3 separate regions of the Homo sapiens genome follow, and all the other regions are linked to region 1. The links are chromatin loops, found by intact Hi-C in ENCODE. Cell type or tissue: heart left ventricle. All regions are shown on one strand. Region 1 holds the start of LOC124902483 (a long non-coding RNA gene). Region 2 overlaps CPEB3 (cytoplasmic polyadenylation element binding protein 3). Region 3 has its middle 140 kb from the start of IDE.

Region 1 (8,000 bases):
ATCCCAGCTACTCGGGAGGCTGAGGCAGGAGAATTGCTTGAAACCGGGAGGCAGAGGTTGCAGTGAGCCGAGATCATGCCACTGCACTCCACCCTGAGCAACAAAAGTGAAACATTGTCACACACACACACACACACATAAAATACAGTGATTGCTTTTGCAATATAAGCCATGTAAGTAAAGCTACTCAAAATCTATTGTGTTGGCAGAAACTGGCAAAAAAGAAGCAGTGCAGGGTAGAATGGGTTTCTTTAAAAATTTTAACATACATTAGAGTAGATCACTGCAGAAAGACTCTTTTATTAATAGCTCAAAAATCTGTTAAATAAAAAATAAAGTTGCTATTCTATAAAATAAACTCTGATTTAAATAAAATCACATTTGCCAGAATAAATATTTTGAAAAAATCATCGAAACCACTTAAGATATTTTCTTCCTTTTTTAGAAAAATTATTTCAATAAATGCACATACACAAAATTCTGCACACAAGACTCAGGTGTTCTTTGTTTCTAACACAAACTTGGTACGGTTATCAACAGAAATCAAGTCTAATATCCCAGCCAAAGCACAACCAACTTCCTCCTCTGATCCTAAAATTGCTCCAAAACCCTAAGCTCTGTTTTATGAAAAAGAAATGAGACATAATGTATATGTAATTCTTCCCAAGGCCAAATAAATAATGCTCAATTTTCAATCAAATCTGTCCTCCTACAAATCTTTTGGCCATTTTTGCCTATCCAATAGCATCACCAGGGATGGAAAGATGAGACTATACTGAATCCAGTCCATTTGGCTCTTATTAGCATCATTGGTGAATGGTTTGCTGTGTAACAACTGGCAATCCCTATACTCCTCGTCAATATCAGGTTTGACGAAACTATGTGGATTTAATCTCTCCCTAATCCCCATGCCAGGAGATAATTCACCAATAGCTAGTTGTATTCAGAGTCAACTCCCAGAAAAAGATAACAAGATCTGTCTATATTATCAGCTCCCAAAACTCCCTATAAGATTTTAGGTTATCCTCTAAGACTGAACTCAGGTACGGAGCATGAGAATAAAGAGAGGGAATGTTAGAAAAAGAGGGCCTTTCCTACCAAATGCAGCCTCCCTGCTCTACCCCCTCCAAAAATAAGCACATAAATTCCAGAAAGCAAATTCCTCCTTTTCTCTATGAAATGAATCCCACCTTGCAACATCTCATTTTATTAAAATAAACAAACTTTAGAATGGGAAAAAAATATAACTTAATATTGAAATCGTCCATTCCTGAAGGATCCTTGTGAAAATTCCTTGTGAAGATCCTCTGTCATCAAAGTTAAAAATCATTACTCTAGCCTAGAGAGTCATGTCCTTCTCAATAACCTCATCTCTTCCTTCATGAATGGGAGCCACTCCAAACATCTGTAATGTAAAGAGATGAAGACTGCATCTGCACCTGACACTATACCTCTCTCAAACTGTCAGCTCTACCAAGCACTCCTCAAAGGATTTCTGCTTCATTTCCTTGACCATCCAAATTGGGTCTTGTTGGAGGCCTTCCCCTCTCCCCTTTTTCTTTAACTGAGCCTAGAAGCTTACAGCCAAATCAACTTCTAAGTGAAGGATAAGTGTTTGCCTGGGAGCAAAAGCCGCCTGTGAACACACACCCGCACTACGCCTTTCCAACCCAAGATGCCCAGGACACTGCCAATTGCTATGGCTGTGGACTAGATCAGAAAGCAAGAACAGAAATAAGGACACTCTTCATTTCAACCTTTTTGTCTGGGGCACATCCTGAGTTTTTCATTGGCATTTAACACCAAGACACAGGACTCATTTTTCATTAAAGTTGCAAGACTTTCACTTTGCCCAGTTTCAAATGATGTAATTGATCTGTATTTTCTTAACCCAACTGATGAAGGACACTGCAGCTTTAAATATTTCAGTGCTAGCTAGCAAATAGACTCCATTGCAATATGGCTCTGAAGGTCACGTCCTATTGTCTCTTACCTCCGAAAAAAAAAAAAAAAATCCTTCTTCTAGGTAACATGGAGAGGGTTGCCCTTAGAATTTCCACTCTTCCACCTCCTTCCCTTACACAGTAGTGAGTGTTTATTAGGATCTCACACTCATAATTTTCCCAGCAGGGGCAATATGCTGATTGTTATTAATGATTCTAGCACCTTAGCGAGACATAAACACATGTGTTCACATTAGTTTAACTGAGCATACGCAACCGTCTGAAATAGCACCACTCAAGGGTTGTTAACCTCTTTAAGAGTAAAGTCAGGGTGGTTTGGGTGTGGACCGCTTGCAGGCGGCACCCTGAGCTCAGGATTGCATAACCTGAAATGTGTAGCTACTCAAAATGATAGGAATCTCAGCCTACTCATCCTGGGACTATGCCGGCACCTTGCCACACACTTGCAGCTTTACTTGTCAAAGGAAGTCAAAATAAGAGGTACAAACACCATGAAGGAGAAAATAAACTAAAAGAAAAAGGCTTCTTCTACCCTGAAGGGACGAATACGATTCCTCCAGTAATCACAATGTTCTCCCAACCTCATCCTCTGATAATGGAACAGCCCTAAAGAACTGGAGGCTTCGGAAGGGGAAAGAGGAGCTGGACATTGCTGCCCTTTTTAAATATAAGCGGGTGGATGATTAAAAGTCAGAGAAGTGGCAAAAGGAGCGGGGCAGAGGGAAGGAGTGTGTAGGTGCAGCAGAGTATTACCTGAAATGGCAACAGATTGTTACCATTATCGGTCCGGAAAGCGTTATCCTCCATCCAGGACTTGGAAGTGAGAGGGGCCGCGCGAGGGAACTTGGGCGGCGCGATCACGTTGCTGGAGAAGGGCTTTTTGAGCGGCGAGATGGGGTTGAGCGGGGAAGGCACCCCGACACCCACACCCACGCCCACACCGACCGCCCGGCGAGGGTCCCGGCCCGCCTGCAGGCCGCCCCAGGGGTTGGACGGTGCGCTCCAGGCTGCATTCACGCTTTGGTGCGTGTTCCAGCTGGACGAGGCCGACGAGGCGGCGGCTGCGGCAGCAGCGGCTGCAACCGCCGAAGACGAGGACGGCTTGCTGGTCATGATGGGCTGGTGGCCGTACGCCGCGGCGGCGCTCCTCTGCGCGTAGGGCGCCTGGCTGGGGCTGGCGGGTGAGCGGCGCTGCTGCGGGGGCTGCGCCTGTGGTGGCTGCGCTGGCTGTGCCGGCTGCGGCGCGGGCGCAGGCGGCGGCGGCTGCTGGTGGTGCTGGGTCTGCGCCAGGCCGATCTGCGGGGAGAAAGTGCCTCCGAAGACTGGGTTGACATGGTGCGGGAAGTTCTGGAAGAGCATGGTCCCGTTGACTGGGGTGATCCCCTGGAAGAAGCTGTCCTCTACCGCGTTGGTGGTGCCCGTGGACCAGGTGCTGCCGAAGGACGGCGACAGCGACGCGCCCGGTGCCGCGGGCTCCTGAGGCGGCGGCGGCTGCTGAGGAGGCTGATGGAAACTCAAGCCTGGCAGGAGCGGTGATTCCATCTGCATCTTGTCCGGGCCGTTGGGGGCCGGGGGGGCAGCGGCTGGGCTGAGGGCCGGCACTGCGCTGTTTTCCTCCGGCTTGGGGGTCTCTGAGGAGAGGGGCGTGGACGGGGCTTCGGATACGCTGGACTCAGGTTGGGGCTGCTGCTGCTGCCGCTGCTGCTGCTGGGGCTGGGGCTGGGTTTTGCTTTTGTCCATCAGTAAATCATCCTGCATGGTTTGCGCAGCTGAAACGGGAAAAAAGAGAGACGCGTTATTGTCAATGTGATCATGAATGTCCCTCGCTGAAGCGGGCGGGTGTTTCACTTGCGAAAATCCATCGCCACCGCTACTAGCCAATTGCAATGCAAATCCATAATCTCCCATTTAGAAGAACAGGTCAGGCTGTTGGGTGGGGAATAGGGAAGGTGTCGAGCAAGGTCTCTAAAAATACTGTGAGAGCGTCTTCAACCTTTCAGATGTCTTGGTTCCTTTTCTGTATTAGTGAGAGATGTGCTTATAAGACAGAAAAGACAGCAATTTCGCCACGTCTCTTTTCCCTTCACCGGAACTCAGAGCGTTCGCCCTGCAATGAGAAACTGATTCTGGTTCCTGTTTTTTCCCAAGCACCACCCTCCCCCACTTATTTGCATACGTCAATAAATACTGCTGCGTCCTTCAGCAAGGTTAAAAAGACACCGCACACACGACCCTTTCTTCTCCCTTCCCCAGCTCGAACACTTTTTAAAAAAACAAAACAAAAAAACCAGTATTAGCCCTCTTGATTAGCAAACTGCCTTCTTGCGTTGGTAATTGTTTCATTTAGCTGCAGCGAACCACGAGGGAGGAATCCTTGGCATTTGTTAGAAGGACTCAGCTGCACAATCATTCTCTGGCCTCCCAGTAGCTGCAGCTACTCCATTTTGTTAGGAGACAGTTAATTTTAAAAAAAACGTTTTTAAAGAAGTAAAAACCTACTGAAACGTTTGGAAGTGCTTGCTTCTTGTTACTCTAAGGATTATGGTTTTTCTGCTTATTCCCCAATTTTCTTGTCTCCAATTCTGCCGCACAAGAGATTTCTTGGCATCGCAGTGCTTCAGGTCTCAACAGGAGCCTAAGAATTTCTCTGCAGAGTGGAGAAATGCTTCTGGTTGGATTTAAGGTCAGAGAGTGCGCGCGAGCGAGCGAGCGCCTGTGAGATAGGGTGGGGGTGGGGCTTTAAAAAAAACCCTCAGAGATTTAAGTAGACAGTCAAGATAATTCTGGGGTTGTCAGATTTTCAATTTTGAATCCTCCTGCTGCTGTCTTGGTCACAAGACTTTGGCAAATTTAGAATCCATTCTCTTATCACTAGTATTAGCAGCGAAACACTATGGTTTGAAGACCCTGAATTACCATATGCTAGCAAAAGTGTTAAAAATAGAGGAGTACAAAGTCTCAAATTTTCATACATTGTAATTATAGTGCATTGCCATCACTGCTTCATTTAGCCATATAAGGAGTGTATGGTATTTTCCATCTCACAGAGAAGGGCTATATTCACCTCTACCATACAGCCTGTTTTCTTATTCAAGGATGAAAATTACTAATCACTCAAAACCCGGAGACTGCCATACATGTAGTTAGCTTGTCCTTAGAACATGTTAATTGCTTTAAATATATAAATATTACAGTGCTGAGACCCTAAAAACAAATATTTTGAAATGTTAAAGGGGCATATGACCAAACATATAATTATTTTTAGATGATGATTCAGTACAATTGCAACAAAGTTATTAATAAATTTAATGCAGTTACTTAATTAACCCAGATACTTGGAGAGGAATCTTTCTCAGGACACTTGTGAAAAGGCATTCAGATACACACAGAAGCTCTGCCTCTAGACATCCTCATGATAATAATTATTGTTAAAATCAACATATCAGAAAATGAAAATATTAACTATTATGCAAAATATATCAGACAAATGGGATTAAAAGTAGTTCTATTATTTTATTAGAGACTATCATTAAAATGGTTCATTAGTATCTTTTATTTCAAAGTTTCATACACAAAATAGTGGTGGGCTAAAGGAAATGCTTCGCAGCCACCTTGCTCTCCCTTCTATTCCTCATTCCCCTGCCTTTCCTCCCTTCAACCCCCCCAGGGAAAAAAACCCAACTCAATATAATATACAACACAGATTGCCGGCTACTACCAATAAAATCTATTTAAGATTGCTTTTATGTTCCTCAGTTCCCTTGGTCTAAAACAATGGCTTTGATCAGTATTGCAAAATACAATACAAAGAGGCAAATGAAGCTTTGATTTAGACAGCACAAAGTTCTATTGCTGCCACAGAAGATGGTCACAGAAAGAGACATTTTCATACTTGGTTTAAACGGTGCTGCAGTAAACCATTATAATCTGAGATTTGAGTCACTTCCAGTGAGCTAGAATTGTCTTTATAATAGCCATATCATCATGGCTGAAATAGGCATTTGATTATAATTTTAATATCACTCTGCTTTTCCGGTTGCTTGTATCAATGCTTGCTGTTAATGCCTTCAGTTTAAACTACATGCTCTTCATGGAAAAATTAATGCTGTACCTCAGCAAAAAAGCCAAAAAGTAAGCTGGACTCAGAACATTTTATAGTAGCTGTAATCAATGTTAACATATTCATTGAATTTTAAAAATTTTATACCAGGAACACCCATTTCTCTTCTCAACACTCCTTAAAAATATAAATTTTGCTTTCTGCATAAATTCACTCTGTCAAGGTCAAGACCCACCTTTAATAAATAAGACCTTTTCAAACAAAAGGTAAGCAATAGATTAACATAAAATTTGCAAAGGTAGTATTCAACGTCTCTCAGCAACTGCCTGTATAGTTTGTTTTGTGTTCTTGGGGTTGTTTTTTGTTTTTTTGGGTTTTTTGTTTTTGTTTTTGTTTTTGCTTATTTACAGCAAAGTGAGAAATAGATACCTCCTTCCCCTCCCCCACCACACACAATAGATATTCTTTTACATGCAATAACCCAATTTCAAGTAACAAAATCTTAGTAGCAGTTACCTTTGAGTGTCCAGTTTTTAAGAATCGATAAAATTTAAAAGTATACAGTATTTATTTTCTTCTTTCAGGTTGATTATGTGACCGCTCTGGCAAAAGCACTTTGACAACTGTAAGATGAGAGGGCATGCGCACACAGGGAACTGTGGGGGCTGAAGTCCTTCACAAGGTACTCGATCTGACTTCAGCACGTTCAGCCGGGAAAGGAGGAAGTCTCACAAATACAGATTCTGAGGGGAAAAGGTTGTGTCCTGATTACATTATATCCTCCTAACCAATCTAAATCACGAGTTGTTGAAATAAAAGGGAAAAAAATAAACTGGTTTGTCAACTTGCCATAGGAAGCCAGGATAAAGGGAAACTGAATTGTAGTATTCAGAATAAATAAACCAAGCAGAGCTACCTTAAATGGTTAGAATGGTAATGACTGGGTAGCTAGCAATAGGAATCCTACTAGAAAGAGACTGGGGTGGAGAGGAATAGGCAAGGGAGGGGGAACTACTGGAGAATGTTAGATACTTAAAATCTGACCATACTTAAACACTTAAATAATTTTTTAAATTTTTCAGCAGAGATGGCATAAAAGAATCACTTTTAGTTTAGAATAAAAAACACCTTAATGTTAAATGTGATATCAACCTTAGAGGTCAGGTAAAAATAGATTTTAGTCATAAATTTTTGACATCCACCAGATTTCTTGTATTTTAGTTTTCAATGCAGGAACAAATCACTTATTTTAAGATTGTACCTGATAAGCTCTGAACCAACTCACCTCCTTATTTTTACTTGTCAAAATAAAAGTTCACCTTGCATTATTCATACAAAGGATTACTCAAATAAAATTCAACTCTTATACTAAAATAATATTTGGTGAATTATTTAAAAACAATTGTATATGTTGCCGGGCAGGGTGGCTCATGCCTGTAATCCCAGCGCTTTGGGAGGCCGAGGAGGGCAGATCACCTGAGGTCAGGAGTTCGAGACCAGCCTGGCCCACATGGTGAAACCCCATCTCTACTAAAAATACAAAAATTAGCTGAGCATGGTGGCAGGAGCCTGTAATCCCAGCTACTCGGGAGGCTGAGGCAGGAGAATCGCTTGAACCTGGGAGGTAGAGGTTGCAGTGAGCTGAGATTAGGCCACTGCACTCCAGCCTGGGTGACAGAGTAAGACCCTGTCTCAAAAAAAAAAACTAATAATAATAACAATTGTACATGTTTAGTGTTACATTGCATAAGACAATGACTTCTTTCTTTAAGACAAACAGTAGATACAGTTTTCTTTTTTTTTGAGATGGAGTCTCTCTCTGTTGCCTAGGCTGGAGTACAGTGGTGCGATCTCAGCTCATTGCAACCTCTGCCTCCTGGGTTCAAGCGATTCTCCTGCCTCAGCCTCCCAAGTAGCTGGGACTACAGGGGCATGCCACCACGCCCGGCTCATTTTTTGTATTTTTAGTAGAAAAG
Region 2 (8,000 bases), 120 kb before region 1:
CTGTAAAGGACATTACTGAAACAATCTGGATATTTCTTGTTCTCAGGAGATATGTGCTGAAATATTTAGGAATGAGAGTCTACAATTCTTTTTTTTTTGAGACAGAGTCTTACTCTGTTGCCCAGGTTGCAGTGCAGTGGCATGATCTCGGCTCACTGCAACCTCTGCCGCCTGGGTTCAAGTGATACTCCTGCCTCAGCCTCCCAAGTAGCTGGGATTACAGGCAAGTTCCACCACATCTGGCTAATTTTTATATTTTTAGTAGAGACGGGGTTTTGCCATGTTGGCCAGACTGGTCTCAAACTCCTGACCTCAGGTGATCCACCCACCTCAGCCTCCCAAAGTGCTGGGATTACAGGCATGAGCCACTGTGCCCAGCCTACAACTTACTTTTTTTTTTCTTTTTGAGATGGAGTCTTGCTCTGTCACCCAGGCTGGAGTGCAGTGGCACAATCTCAGCTCATTGCAACCTCCACCTCCTGGGTTCAAGAGATTCTCCTGCCTCAGCCTCCCGATTAGCTGGGACTACAGGCACGTGCCACCACACCCAGCTAATTTTTTGTATTTTTAGTAGAGACGAGGTTTCACCATGTTGACCAGGATGGTCTTGATTTCTTGACATGGTGATCCATCCGCCTCGGCCTCCCAAAGTGCTGGGATTACAGGCGTGAGCCACCACGCCCGGTCTACAACTTACTCTTAAATGGCTATTGGGGAAATACACACACATATATATATATAAAATATATTTTATATATAATATATTATATATATATAATAGAGAGACAGCGCGTGAGCGAGCATGCACGCAAAAATGTGGCAAAATGCTAACAATTGGTGAATCTAGAAGAAAGCTATATAGGTGTTCACTGTATTATTCTTAGAGCTTTTTTGTAGGTTTGACTTTTTTTAAATAAAAATTTGTGGAAAAAAAACTACAAGGTCTCCCATTCTAAAAAGAGATGTGTATTTTTTTTTTTAAGGAATCAACAGTTCTTAAAATCAACTAATACTATTAGTGATGTATTTGTTTCAAGTACCAACTACAAATGGAAAAAAAAAAATTCAGCTTGTGGAGCTGTATCCTGAACCACTGCAGCATTCATAAAATGGCAGACCAAGGAATGGCTGGTTTTGGATTGAGACCAACCCTAGAAGGAAAGGTCCATGGCCTGGACAGACAGGCAGCTCTCTCCTCTCACAAAATCAAGCTTCCTATTACCAGTGACCTTCCTAGAGAAACCTAAAGGGCACTGCTCTAGCCAGAGCTGCCTGAGTTCAGACTTTTTTTGGTACAGGCAGTCTGTCCCAAACATTCTCTCTGACTTTGGCTTTCAGGTCAGAGGACTTATCTGGTTTGCCTCAGGAGACTTTTTTTGGATTCAATTCAAGGGTACCAAAAACATCTAGGAGATGCCAGGTATGATGCTAAGTACTGAGGTTGCAAAGATGAACAAGCCAAAGAAGAACCCTGATCCAGAAAAAATCAGACTGTCAATAACTAATAAGCAACATTAAAAGCACTATGTTGGAGGTATCTCCTACAGGACACTGGGGAGAAAAAAAGGGAGCAGATTTGTCCAAACATCAGGGAACACCAAAGAGCAAAGGCCATATCTGACCCAGAGGCTGATTACTTTTCCAGAGAGTAAAGGCATTCCAAGTTCAGGAAGGTGCACAGGCCACGGCATGGAAAGGCCAAAGGGTCAACTCACTTGGACAACGGTGAGCAGAGTTCATTAGTTAGAGTATAGGATTGAGAGTGGTGGGTGGTAAGAGTTGAAGCAGCTCATCAATCCCTGCCTGCAGCGGAGAGCACTCACTGTAGGTCTCTGAACTGGATCTCTTATTCATTTTCCTCTTGAATGAGGATACCTGATCTCCAAGATTTACTCAACACTTATGTAATCTACACACTGCAGGGGACTACTATCATGAGCAAATTCTTGTTCTTAAGGAGTTTATATACTAGCACTAGAAGATTGTATAGAATAAATTCACAGAGAACTCTGACTTAGGAACAATGCATTAATGATCCTAAGAAGTATTTTTGTAAACATATTTTTAAAAGTTGGACTTCACAGAAAGAAGAAAGATCACTTTCAGAGAAGACATGAATAGAGAAATCAGGAAAGGCTTTCTGTAGGTGGTGGCACAGGGGCCAGACCTTAATGGTACAACATAGGTGAAAACATTGAAAACACGGAGAAGACATTCCAAGGGAAACAACTAACCTAAGTTAAAATGTAGAGGTAGCTCTGCAGATAGATACTGCCTAAGTGCACGGATTCCTAAACACTCTGCTTAGATTCAGAACTAAACATATTTCTTTAACAATATTTACTGTGTGAGGCTGAGACTTGATTCTAGCCTGTTTTGTGTTTTCTACGACACTACCAACTTTCTTTGTGGGTTGGTTGCTTGGCAGCAGGGGTGGGAATAGTTGGGAATGGACAAGAAAACAAGCCGGCAGCGTAGAACCACCTCAGAGTTCAAAATTGGTAATCTACTTCCTGTGTTCTTAGCAAAGTCTTGCAGTCCAGGGCAGTGACCTGGGGCATTTGGACTTAAAATCTGCTGTTTACATAATCACACATTCCCTATATAAAGAGGTCCTTGTGAAGTCTGCCAATCTGTCAGTTCTAGTCACAGTCAGTTCAAACAAGCACCTGACCAAGGAAACTGAGACCAGACTGGGGGTGTGGGAGAGAACTGGTCAAACTCGTTGGGTAATTTTATGATTACTGAGCATTACATTTAAGTCACAGGCAAGGACCAAGGACGCTAAGATTATTCAACACCTAATAAGCCTAAGTATTGTGTTAGTGCTTTCACACACTGCCTCACATAATCCTCTTAACAACCCAACGAGTAGTATTAACTCAGATAAGTAAACTGAGGCTTAAAGGTTAAATTACTTGCTCAATGTCATATAGCTAGTAAATGCTGATGCCCACATCTGAGTCCACAAACCTAGCTTATGCCCCACTGCCTGTTACACTCCCTCAGTCAGCAAACAACTGGGGAACTCTGTTTCAATCCAGGTGATGCTCTCCTACAGACAGATGAAGCTTTAGTCTGGCCTTGTGCATATACTGCCTGAGCTTTGATAGTCTTAATTTCTTCGCCTCCCTGGACTTTAACATTCCTCTGATCAGTTCTTAATGCTGTTTCAAATGAGTTTTTTTCTGTGCCAGTCTTCTCAAGACTGAAGTGGGTCCATTCTCCTTTGAAAGACAACCCAGGTCTTTGCTCTCAGTTTTCAAAAAATTTCACCAGACCCTCCTAGCTGGCTTCCCATTCCTAACTCTGCAATTAACATATCCTCTGTTGGTCTCACCTGCTCACAGCCTTAGCCCTATCTAACTACTGTCAGCAAGTCCCAACCCAAGCTATATCCTCTTCTAAAACATCCTCTCTGCCTCAGTCTGCCAAATTTCCACCTTCCATTTCAGTTCCTAAAGTCTATTTTTTCCTCAATAAAAGTTCTCATCAGGAGGAGTTATGACTTCTCTGAACTAAACAAGCATTTCCCCCCATCCCATCACCTCTGCCTGGTCATAGCACAGTGTGTACTTAGGTGACCTTGAACAAGATGTTTCTGTTATTTACGTGGCTGCTCAAGCTTTGTCCTGTGGACTATATATTCCTAATGACTTCTTTCTGTACAGTCCCTCAAACTGTAAATGCTTTGAAAGCAAAGACTAACTTTATAGTTCATCTTCAATACAATGCTGAAGAGACAAGTGTTTATAAAAGTGTAAACTGAGAGTGTGCTAAGCTTTTAAAAGCAAAGATAGATGGACTCCATCTGTCAAAACAGAACAAAACAAAACAAAAAGCCCACCCTTGCTATCACACAATGCAGTTTCCATGTTTTTACAAGAAAATCCTTCCTGGGTATGAAAATCACAATCAAGTAAAATATTAAAATATAGGGTTCATAAATCACCAAACAGTGTGAGCACTATAAGCCAGGACCTGATTTTTTTTTTTCTTAAAGGAAGACAGAATGTTACTCAAAAGATGACGAACTGCAAAAGGTTAAATACAGGCTAAAACCCTTGGCTTCCCAACTTGATCAGTTTACGTAACTCAGAAGGTGGAAAAACTTGGAATCTGGCCTAAAATAACACTGACTTATTTCCATTCAAGTTATGCTACAAGGGAAAAAATGTGAAGTTTGAAAACTTTCCTTTCCAAAGCCAGATTTAGACAAGTTGAAGGAAAAAGAAATAAATGCTACACTGCAGCCCACTGCAGCTCCACAATGGCCTGTTTTTGCCCACTCAAAGTAGATTCCTCTTCCTTGTTCCTCAAGCAGGATCTCCTTAGCTAGCTGGCTTGTGTTCAAACTGAATAGTATGTGGCCTGGCTTGTGCCAGGTTCACAAACCATGCTGGTATTGCATAAACTTCCACAACTACATGACCTTGGTTAAGAGCACCAGAGGGCAAGCCAGCCTAGCCAGTGCAGAGGACGTATAGAATCACCAGCAGAAATAGCCATCCAGGAATACAAACTTTTCTAAAAGTGGGTGGGAATCATTAGTGCACAAGGGTTTGGTCACTCTTGTATAAAGCTGTGTGCCTATTACTATTTCTGTTCACCTGGACCCTGTGCCCCTAGACTGCTGAAGCTGACACTGTAAGCTGCCCAAGTAAGCTGAGAATGACAGCTTCCTCCATTCCACTGCCAGCATCATTGGCTTCTGAAATCAGTTTCAGAGCCAGATGGCCAAACTCATGTACAACATCTGTAGCTGGCTGCCATCATTGCCTTTGCCCAAGAGGCCTCAACAGTGGTAGCACAGCTGTGCTCATTGCACAGCAGATGCCAGCTCCTTTCCCTGGGCCCATATTCTCTGTCCCACTATGAGAGGTGAGGCTATTGCAGTATCAGGATCAGCTGTTAGTGCAGAACAAGGGGTAGAAGGCTCAGGGTGGACAGGCATTTTTTGGTAGCTCCAGTGACAGCAACTTTGGAGATGGAATATTTTCCCAGTGGGCAATGAGGGAGGTTATGCTATCTATCATCAAGCTTGTCATGTCCATCTTATCTTCCTAGTGGCCACATTCACAGCTACATGCTAAAGGAAACAGACTTTTTTTTTTTTTTAAGACAGGGTCTCACTCGGTTGCCCAGGCTGGAGTGTAGTGTGGCACAATCTCGGCTTACTGCAGCCTTTACCTCCCCAGGCTCAGGTGATCCTCCCACCGCAGCCTCCCAAGTAGCTGGGACTACAGGCATATGTCACCATGCCCAGCTAATTTTTGTATTTTTTGCAGAGATGGCGTTTCACCATGTTGCCCAGACTGGTCTTGAACTCCTGGGCTCAAGTGTTCTACCTGCCTCGGCCTCCAAAAGTACTTAGATTACAGGCATGAACCACCACACCTGGCCCTAGAACTTCTTTTACTAAGTAGTCAAGGATTCTAGGGCCCTATCATTAGGATGACCTATGTCACAGCTAGGTGTTAAAAAATGAACTGGGTCAATCAAATTCCCTCTCTCTGGAATTCAACTAGAAATATGAAAACTATACAAACTGAGTCATGACAATGGTGGGAGATTACAATGGATAATTAGTAACTTCCACTGTTCAAATCCCTGCAGCTTGCCACACACCCTAGTACAGCCTCCATGATACCTGGTTATATTATAGCTCCTGTTCTTGGACTCCCCTTGTTACTCATAACCACACCCCTGATTTGAGGTAGCACAAAAGAACTTATCCTTGCAGTCAAATAACTCAACTACCAAGCAGTTCACCCATGTCCAGAAATAGTGTGGCATCATCCACGAGGCAGAATTCCATGGTTAAGTTATGGCTAAAGGGCAGCTCAGACCTACAGCCCCAGTCTAAACCACCTCTTTGGAAATACTCCAGCTATGTGAGTATGACAAACAGAATACAAAGGCTCAGGAAAAAGCCAAGGACCACTTTCGTTTTCAAATGTTAAAATGTACCTTGGGTCATATAGCTTAAGATGCTAATTTTAATATAAAATCCAGCCTTGTAAATAACAGCATTATCTATCAGATTATATAGCTTAAACCTGTCCTCCTTTTCCACCAATCATACAGAGGAGCAAAACAAATAAAAATAACTTTATTATCCACCAGGTAAAATAGTATAAACTATTGGTCTGTCAGGTTCAAGTCTGTCTAACAAAAGCTGTGTGTTCTTATGAAAAGATACTTCACCTCTTTCAGTCTCAGTTTAAAATAAAGGTTGCACTAGAATGAGATAATCTTTAAGGAACTTTCCACCTCTAAAATGTGGTGGGTTCTATTCTCTGATCAAGTAATGAACTCATCATTTGCCAGGATACAATTCATTCATCTAATAGATACCTGAAGGTCATTGAGCCAAGTATGCAAAGTACTTGGTATTGAGCAGTGAACAAAATATAAAAAAATTCCCTGCACTCATAAAACTTACATTGCAGTCTGGAAAAAAAGTCAGAAAAACACATCTAATTTTTCAGGTCATAATAAGCATTTTAAAGAAAAATAAAATGAGGGTAAAAAAGAAATAAATTGGCCAGGCACGGTGACTTACATCTGTAATCCCAGCATTTTGGGAGGCCAAGGCAGGAGGATTGCTTGAAGCCAAGAGTTCAAGACCAGCCTGGACCCCATCTCTACTAACTAAATAAGTAAGTAGACAGAAAATGCGAGTAAGAGGAATACAGAAAAAGAGGATACAGGGGCTAGACATTTGAGCAGTGTCTAAGTGAGAAAGTGCTCCATTTAGAAATGTGGGGGAAGGCCTGGTGTGGTGGCTCACGACTGTAAATCTAGCACTTTGGGAGACCGAGGCAGGTGGATCACCTGAGGTCAAGAGTTCACGACCAGCCTGGGCAATATGGTGAGACCCCCATCTCTACTAAAAAATCCTAAAAATCAGCCAGGTGTGGTAGCACACAGCTGTAATCCCAGCTACTTGGGAGGCTGAGGCATGAGAATAGCTTGAGCCTAGGAGGTGGAGGTTGCAGTAGGCCAAGACTGTGCCATTGCACTCCAGCCTGGGCAACAAAGCGAGACTCTGTCTCAAAATGAACAAACAAAAAAGAAATGGGGGAAGAGGGCTTCAGAAAAAAGGAAGTACTAAGGCCCCCCAGAGGCCTCAGTTGTCTTGTCCAAAGAATAGCAAAGTAGTCAGTGTGGCCATAGTGGGTAAGGGAGAGAATGATAGGAGCTAATGTTAGAAAACACCCAAAATTCAACAGATGAGACCTAAGAGGAAAAGACTTAAAACACTTCAAGTACAAGACTCATACCAATGTGGCCCCTGGGTTCTTCAGGGGTGCACTATACACCAAACACAGAAGCAAAAAGGTAAGTTCACAACCACAATGTACCATTTATCTGACTTGAAACTAAGCACAACATTTGATACAGATGTCCAAATTAGCTAAAACTTCATACAGAAAATTGCTTTGGGAAGCCATATAATAGCAAATCTGGAGTCATTAATATTTTCATTTATTTTAACTGTGGTTAAGTAACCTTCACAAAATTTATCCTACAGAAAATAATCTGAAAGAGAAGGCCATGTACAAAAATATACCAAGAGAAGCATTACTTCTAATAACCCTTCAGAAGTATCCAATCTTTTGGCTTCCCTGGGCCACACTTGAAGAAGAATTGTCTTGGGCCACACATACAGTATAGTAACACTGATAGCTGATAGGCTAAAAAGAAATGGCAAAAATAAAAAACATAATGTTTTAAGAAAGTATACAAATTTTTCCTGAGCTGCATGTGGCCTGTGGGCAACAGATTGGATAAGCTTGGCCTAGATGACCAAAAAGCAAGTCAGTTATGGTACAAACTCCTTGAAAGGTGGCCTCTTTAAAAATATGAAAATTGGTAACTAATTAAACTGAAGAGCTTCTGCATAGCAAAAGAAACTATCAAAAGAGTGAACAGACAACCTACAGAGTGAGAGAAAATTTTTGCAAACTATGCATTTGACAAAGGTCTAATATCCA
Region 3 (8,000 bases), 190 kb after region 1:
TTTCCCCTGCGCTGCTTACAGGGATGGCATATGACACAGCCCCAGGGGACACATTACTATGTTGTGCTCCAGGGAGGGCCTGCCTTTGCCTTCATGACCTTTTCCAAGGTGACATCATGTGCCTATAATATCTTTTCTCCATTTGCCAACTCAGTTTTCTCCAATTCCTTAAACAGCCAGTGAATTCACGGAAATCCTCTTCCATTAAATCCTTTTGCTGCAGACCACAGAATAGCAACTATCCTGAATATTCTGACCCCTGAATAGCAAATTACCACTCTGCTGAATCAAAATGTGGAACTCTTACTCGTTCCCAGTTCTTTTTCCAATTAGATGCCTTGTTGTTTACTCTTAAAATCAACTTAGGTCTCTTTCCTTTCTTTCCTCTTTTTCCTTTCTTCCTTTCCTTCCTTTCCTTTCCTTCCCTTCCTTCCTCCCCTTCCTTCCTCTCCTTCCCTTCCTTCCCTTCCCTCCCTTTCTTCCCTCCCTCCCTTCCTTCCTTCTTTCTTTTCTCTTTTTCTTTCATCTTTCTTTCTTTTTTGAGATGAAGTCTCGCTCTGTCACCCAGGCTGGAGTGCAGTGGCACGATCTCGGCTCACTGCAACCTCCACCTCCTGGGTTCAAGTGATTCTCCTGCCTCAGCCTCCTGAGTAGCTGGGATTACAGGCACGCACCACCACACCTGGCTAATTTTTGTATTTTTAGTAGAGACGGGGTTTTACCATGTTGGCCAGGCTGGTCTGGAATGCCTGACCTCGTAATCTGCCCTCCTCAGCCTCCCAAAGTGCTGGGATTATAGACATGAGCCACCACGCCCGGCCTATTTATTTATTTTTGAAACCAGTTCTCACTCTGTCGCCCAGGCTGGAGTGCAGTGGCAAGATCATGGCTCACTGCAGCCTTGACTTACCAGACTGAATCAATCCTCCCATCTCAGCCTCTCAAGTAGCTGGGACAACAGACACGTGCCACCATGCCCGGCTAATGTTTATATTTTTTGTACAGACAGGGCCTTGCCATGTTGCCCAGGCTGGTCTTGACCTTCTGGGCTCAAACCATCTGACTACCTCAGCCTTCCAAAGTGCTGGGATTACAGGTGTGAACCACCATGCCTTACCCAAATTAGGCTTATCTTGATGCAAACACCTTGTTGTCTGTTGCTATTTGGTTTATTGTTTCTGTGTCATTGTCTGTGTGTTCGGCCATAGCAGTGATGTATGTGTCCTGATCTGGTGCTTACCCTGAAGAAATCATAGGCTGTGTCAGGTAGAGCCATGGACAGTCTGGATTATCTAGCACAGTTCTGTTGAAAATATTCATTTGATATGTCAAACTATGCATTTTGTTTTCTTTTTCTTTGTTTTATATAGAATCAGGGTCTCACTATGCTGCCCAGGCTGGTTTTGAACTCCTGGCTTCCCACCTTGGCCTCCCAAAGTGCTGGAATTACAGGTGTGAGCGACCATGCCAAACCCAAACTGTGCATTTTGGCTCAGAAAATGTTGTTAGGGCAGGAACACTTGGCAGATTTCTTGGTATTTACAATTAGGCATTTAATACATACTTTTTAGAAATAACAACAACAACAAAGGAACTTGAGCTTCTCAAGTCTTAGCTTTGTCTAAAGCCCACAGGGTCTCTTTAGAAAGGATAATGTCTAAAATCAACATTATAAATATATTTATGGGAGACTGGTTTGAGTAATAAAACTCCGGTCTCCCGCAAAAATAAATAAAAATAAATAAGTAAATATATTTATGTTCTATATGCCAACATAGCAACTTCTCAGTGATGTTCAGTAAGGGATAAATTCCTCCATTTATTAAGTGTCTAATTGTAAATACCAGGAAATCTGCCAAGTGTTCCTGCCCTAACAACATCGGAGAACAACAGGAAGCCTGATCAACAGTGGCTTTTCCCCTCATAGCAAGTGCAGGGATAGGCAGTCCCCTGTAGTCCCAGCTACTCGGGAGGCTGATCAGCATAAAAGCTGCCCATAGTCGCCATCAGGGAGGGATCCGGGCTGCTCTCACCTGTCCATTCTGTCCTTCTTAGTTACAGTGGCTTTTGTCCTCACACTTGTCATCTCATGGCCAGTGGTGGCTGCTCCACTTCTAAGTTTCATGTCCCCAGGAAGATGGTAGCAAGAATTCGGGGGTGGAGGGACAAGGGAAAAAGACACTTCTTGTACTGAGGTATTGTCATTTTATTCAGGAAGGGAAGCCCTCCTTAGTGATTTCACTTAGATCTCATTGACCATCTCTCCCTACAAGGGAACAGAGAGACGGAGTTTGTAGCTTTTACAGCTTCTGTGACAGAGCTAGACAAGTGAGATGGGAGAAATGATTGGGAGCTACCAATCAAGTACTTCAGACTTAAGAAAAAAATAGAAATCACATTATTGCATCTGCATATTTCCTAAAATCCTGTGAGCAACACATCTTACGCTAATTTACTTGTGCAGATGTTGATTTCTATCTACATAATTTACAGAATGATCTCATTTCAAAAATTTCCACTCCATAAAATATGAACAATATTACACTCCTTTCTTATTTTCAGTTTTGGTGTCAGTTTATATGGTCTATTTTATCAAAGTGAACTAGGAAAAGGATTGAAAATATTTCTAGATTCTAATTCAGGTAATTGGGTGAATAAGAGTTTTTTTTTTTTCTTTTTTGAGATGGAGTCTCGCTCGGTCACCCAGGCTGGAGTGCGGTGGCACAATCTCAGCTCACTGCAACCTCTGCCTCCCGGGTTCAAGCGATTTTCCTGCCTCAGCCTCTCAAGTAGCTGGGATTACCGGCACGCACCACCACGCCCAGATAATTTTTGTATTTTTAGTAGAGATGGGGTTTCACGATGATGGCCAAGCTGGTTTTGAACTCCTGACCTCAAGTGATCTGCCCACCTCGGCCTCCCAAAGTGCTAGGATTACAGGTGTGAGCCACCACGCCCAGCCAAATAAGAGATATTTTTAGCCATGTGTCATTTTTCTTTCTTTCTTTTTTTTTTTTTTTTATGAGATGGGGTATTGCTCTGTTGCCCAGTCTGGAGTACAGAGGCACAATTATAGCTCACAGCAACCTCAAATTCCTGGGCTCAAGCAGTCTTCCTGCCTCAGCCTCTTGAGTTGCTGGTATTACAGGCATGAGCCACCACACCTGGCTGTCATTTTTATTTTACTTTATTATTTTATTTATTTATTTATTTAGAAACAGGATCTCCGTCTGCCTGTCGCCCAGGCTGGAGTGCAGTGACATGATCATGGCTCACTGCAGCCTTGACCTCCTGGGCTCAAGTGATCCTCCCACCTCAGCCTCCAGAGTAGCTGGGACTACAGGTAAGAGCCATCATGCCTGGCTAATTTTTTTATTTTTATTTTTTATAGAAATGAGGTCTCCCTATGTCGTCCAGGCTGGTCTTGGACTCCTGGGCTCGAGCGAGCCTTCTGTTTCAGTCTCCCAAAGTGCTGGGATTTCAGGCATGAGCCACCATATCCAGCCCTGGCTGTCATTTTTAAAGTTAGTTCCTGGTCTTTTCCTCTGAGGTGGCAAAAATTTCTTTGACTGGCAAGCAACAGCACCAAAGGTAATGTTACCTATCTTCCCACGTTTGTCCCCGCTTGGCACATTACATAAATTGGAGTCAGCCAGGTTCCATGGCTCATGCCTATAATCCCAGCAATTTGGGAGGCCAGGATGGGAGGATGGCTTGAGGACAGGAGTTCAAAACCAGCCTGGGCAACATAGTGAGACCCCGCCTCTACAAAAAATAAAAAATTAGGCAAGGTGGTGAGCACCTATAGTCCTAGCTACTCGAGAAGCTGAGCCTGGAGGATCACTTGAGCCCAGGAGTTCCAGGCTGCAGTGAGCTATGATGGAACCACTGCACTCCATCCTGGGAGACAGAAAAAGATCTTGTCTCTAAAAAAAAAAAAAAAAATTAAGGGCTGGGCACAGTGGCTCACGCCTGTAATCCCAGCACTTTGGGAGACCGAGGTGGGCGGATCACGAGGTCAGGAGTTTGAGACCAGCCTGGCCAACATAGTGAAAACCCGTCTCTACTAAAAATACAAAAATTAGCTGGGTGTGGTGGCAGGCACCTGTAGTCCCAGCTACTTGGGAGTCTGAGGCAGGAGAATCGCTTGAACCCAGGAGGAGGAGGTTGCAGTGAGCCGAGACCACGCCATTGCACTCCAGCCTGGGTGACAGAATAAGACTCCGTCTAAAAAAAAAAATTAAAAGAAGAAACCATAAATTGGAGTTGGTGTAGACATAAAGCCAGAGAATGGGTTTTGAGTGTGTGGAGCATTTTTCACTGAGAAGTGCTTTATCTCCATCTTGTGGACAACCTTATCTTTGCAATGTCAGCAGTGGTTCTCTGGCCTTAAACACACATAAGGATCACGAGGAGGACTTGCAAACAATCCAATATCCAGTCCTCTCTACCCCATCCCCACCAACTCAGTTAGTGTAGATATATATTTTATATATATATATGTGTGTGTGTGTGTGTATATATGTGTGTGTGTATATATATGTGTGTGTGTATATATGTGTATATATGTATATATGTGTATATATATGTGTATATATGTATATATATGTGTGTATATATGTGTGTGTGTGTGTGTGTATATATATATATATATATATATATATATATATATGATCTGTAGCTGGGCGATAGGAAGCAGGAAAAAAAAGATCTGTAGCCAACTTTCATATGCAATTAGGGTTAAAAACCAATAAGTTAGAAGAAACTCTAAGTCAGTTATGAATACTGGAACAATCATTCCTTCTATAAGACTGCCATAAAGTAAAAAGAACAATCTCTGTAGGTAAATTATACAATCTTCCAAAGGCCCTTTTACAACTTGCAGAGAGGAAATCAAGGAGTTGCTAGCAATATGAGAAATCTAAACCCAAATCCAAATTGCTTTCTGTGCAACTCTCCCTATGATGAGGCAGAAATGTGCTGAGCAAAGAGACATGCAAATACACACACCATCAGACTTGTCCCTGGGCCAAACTGTGAAGTGGTTTCCACCTGCTTTTGGTATCATATATGTTTCCTGGCTGCTTTCTTGCGTATATCCTTGTTTAATTCTGGTTCTTCTCATGAATGCCAATATTTGCCTGAGGGCACAGGGCCCTGGAAGGCCTCAGGTGCCCACCCAGATCTTGCTTTTCCCTCCATCTTTTCGTTTATTAAAACTTACCTTGCCGGGATCTGATTCTTTCTCAGCTCATTATCTTCTTAAAAAGCTTCTCAAACTAATTCCCAATGACAATGGGTCAGTCTTCATCATAATGCAGGCATTATTGGAATTTTTTTTTTTTTTTTTTTTTTGAGATGAAGTCTCCCTCTGTTGCCCAGGCTGGAATGCAGTGGTGCAATCTAAGCTCACTGCAATCTTTTGCTTCCCGGTTCAAGTGATTCTCCTGCCTCAGCCTCCTAAGTAGCTGGGATCACAGGAGCCCACTATCACGCCCGGCTAAATTTTGTATTTTTAAAAGTAGAAATGGGGTTTCACCATTGTGGTCAGGCTGGTCTCGAACTCCTGACCTCAGGTGATCTGCCTGCCTCAGCCTCCCAAAGTGCTGTGATTACAGGCGTGAGCCACCATGCCCAGCCTGGAATAAAATTTAGTCATTAAAATAGGAGACCAAGTTCTGCTCTGGCAGTGGTTGACTAGATGGTGCTGAAACCTCTCACTGAAAACAAACTAGAAAAGATGTACAATATATACCATTAAGAGTGAAAAGACAAGCCAAAGAGTGATAAATAATAAAAATAACAAAAGAGCTCAGACCCAAAATATATGGGACTCCTACAAATCACTAAGGATTGACAACACAATTAAAAAATGGCTGAGAGGCCAGGCACAGTGCCTCATGCCTGTAATCCCAGCGTTTTGGGAGGCCAAGCAAAATCACTTGAGACCAGGAGTTCAAAATTAGACTGGGCAACATAGCAAGACCCCTGTCTCTACAAAAAAATTAAAAAATCAGCTGGGCATGGTTGGGCACAGTGGCTCACGCCTGTAATCCCAGCACTTTGCGGGGCTGAGGCGGGTGGATCATCTGAGGTCAGGAGTTCAAGGCCAGCCTGACCAACATGGTGAAACCCCATCTTTACTAAAAATACGAAAAGTTGACAAGGTGTTAACTTTTCTCATATTGCTAGCAACTCCTTGATTTCCTCTCTGCAAGTTGTAAGAGGGCCTTTGGAAGATTATATAATTTACCTACAGAGATTGCCTCGGGACGCTGAGGCAGGAGAATCATTTGAACCCGGGAGGCGGAGGTTGCAGTGAGCCGAAATGGCACCACTGCACCCCAGCCTGGGCGACAGAGCAAGACTCTGTCTCAAAAAAAAAAAAAAAGAAAAGAAAAGAAAAGAAAAAGGCCGGGTGCAGTGGCTCATGCCTGTAATCCTAGCACTTTGGGAGGCCGAGGTGGGCGGATCACCTGAGGTCAGGAGTTCGAGACCAGCCTGACCAACATGGAGAAACCTCATCTCTACTGAAAATACAAAGTTCACCGGGGGTGGTGGCGCATGCCTATAATCCCAGGTATTCGGGAGTTTGAGGCAGGAGAATCGCTTGAACCCGGGAGACGGAGGTTGCAGTGAGCCGAGATCGTGCCATTGCACTCCAGCCTGGGCAGTAAGAGTGAAACTCCATCTCAAAAAATAAAATAAAATAAGCTGGGCATGATGGCACACACCTGTAGTCCTAGCTACTTGGAAGGCTGAGGTGGGAGGATTGTTTTAGCCCAGGATTTTGAGGCTGCAGTGAGCTATGACTGCATCACTGCACTCTAGCCTGGGTGACAGAAAGAGACCCTGTCTCAAAAAAAAATTGGTGAAAGACTTCACAAAAGGGAACACTGAAAAGTCAATACACATGAAAAGTTTCTTAAGCTCATTATATGCAAAGAAATGCTAATTAAAACCACAGTGTATATACCTACTACACCCATGAGAATGGCCAAAATTTAAAAGACTAACAGTTGGTCCAAGAGTTGTGGGTTGTTAAGCTGATTAATATTGTCTCCCTCTACAACCATGCTTGACTCCAAAAAATAAAGAAAATAAAAAATAAAAATACTGGCCAGGTGCAGTGGCTCACGCCTGTAATCCCAGCACTTTGGGAGGCTGAGGCAGGCGGATCACGAGGTCAGGAGATCGAGACCATCCTGGCTAACATGGTGAAATCCCGTCTCTACTGAAAATACAAAAAATTAGCCGGGCGTGGTGGTGGGCGCCTGTAGTCCCAGCTACTCGGGAGGCTGAGGCAGGAGAATGGCATGAACTCACGAGGCAGAGCTTGCAGTGAGCTGAGATTGCGCCACTGCACTCCAGCCTGGGGGACAGAGCAAGACTGCGTCTCAAAAATAAATAAATAAATAAATATAAATAAATAAATAATAAATAAAAATAAAAAGACTAACAATACCAAGTGATGGTAAACAGCTGAAACTCTCATACCCTGCTGTGAGAGTGTAAATTCGCATAGTCACTTTGGAAAACTGTTTAGTTGTATCTGCTAAAGTTGCTCACACACATGTATCCTATGACTTTGCAATTTCACCTGTTACAGAAATAGATGCAGATACGTACCAAAGACATGTTTTTGTTGTTGTTGTTTTTGAGACAGAATTTCGCTTTTGTTGCCCAGTCTGGAGTGCAATGGTGGGATCTGGGCTCACCACAACCTCCGCCACCCAGGTTTAAGCGATTCTCCTGCCTCAGCCTCCCGAGTAGCTGGGATTACAGACATGCACCACCATGCCCAGCTAATTTTGCATTTTTAGTAGAGATGGGATTTCTCCACTTTGGTCAGGCTGGTTTCAAACTCCCAACCTCAGGTGATCCGCCCACCTCAGCCTCCCAAAGTGCTGGGATTACAGGCATGAGCCACTGTGCCTGGCATCAAAGACATGTTTTAAAATGTTTAAAAATAGGCTGGGCGCAGGCCAAGATGGCGCCAC

The links. A loop is a pair of places that touch in the nucleus more often than their neighbours do. Peaks named below come from ENCODE experiments on the same cell type or tissue, not always from the same donor. Only the 100,000 strongest peaks of a DNase experiment are listed, where the experiment ranks them.
Region 2: it touches region 1 in a loop (2.3-fold over the local background); 2 of 110 quality-filtered maps call a loop at or near these places.
Region 3: it touches region 1 in a loop (2.4-fold over the local background); 5 of 110 quality-filtered maps call a loop at or near these places.

Annotation. Positions count from the first base shown.
Region 1 is chr10:92,236,629-92,244,628 of GRCh38, forward strand. CPEB3 (cytoplasmic polyadenylation element binding protein 3) reads right to left here. Exons shown (of 10, transcript NM_014912.5): 2 at 2,718-3,733. The coding sequence starts at 3,722. It overlaps LOC124902483 (a long non-coding RNA gene), which reads left to right and starts at 4,561. Exons shown (of 2, transcript XR_007062247.1): 1 at 4,561-4,647; 2 at 6,609-7,398. RefSeq lists silencers at 3,060-3,199, 3,960-4,009, 4,020-4,189. In heart left ventricle, no CTCF peak of the experiment used is centred here; DNase peaks (open chromatin) are centred at 2,350 and 3,153; H3K4me3 peaks cover 6,986 bases; H3K27ac peaks cover 6,102 bases.
Region 2 is chr10:92,120,621-92,128,620 of GRCh38, forward strand. All of the region lies in intron 6 of CPEB3 (cytoplasmic polyadenylation element binding protein 3), which reads right to left. Among named protein-coding and RNA genes, the nearest start is that of CPEB3, 170 kb to the right of the region's middle. In heart left ventricle, no CTCF peak of the experiment used is centred here; no DNase peak of the experiment used is centred here; H3K27ac peaks cover 4,416 bases.
Region 3 is chr10:92,430,855-92,438,854 of GRCh38, forward strand. No RefSeq gene overlaps it. Among named protein-coding and RNA genes, the nearest start is that of IDE, 140 kb to the right of the region's middle. In heart left ventricle, a CTCF peak has its summit at 4,349 (motif pointing left); no DNase peak of the experiment used is centred here; H3K27ac peaks cover 1,965 bases.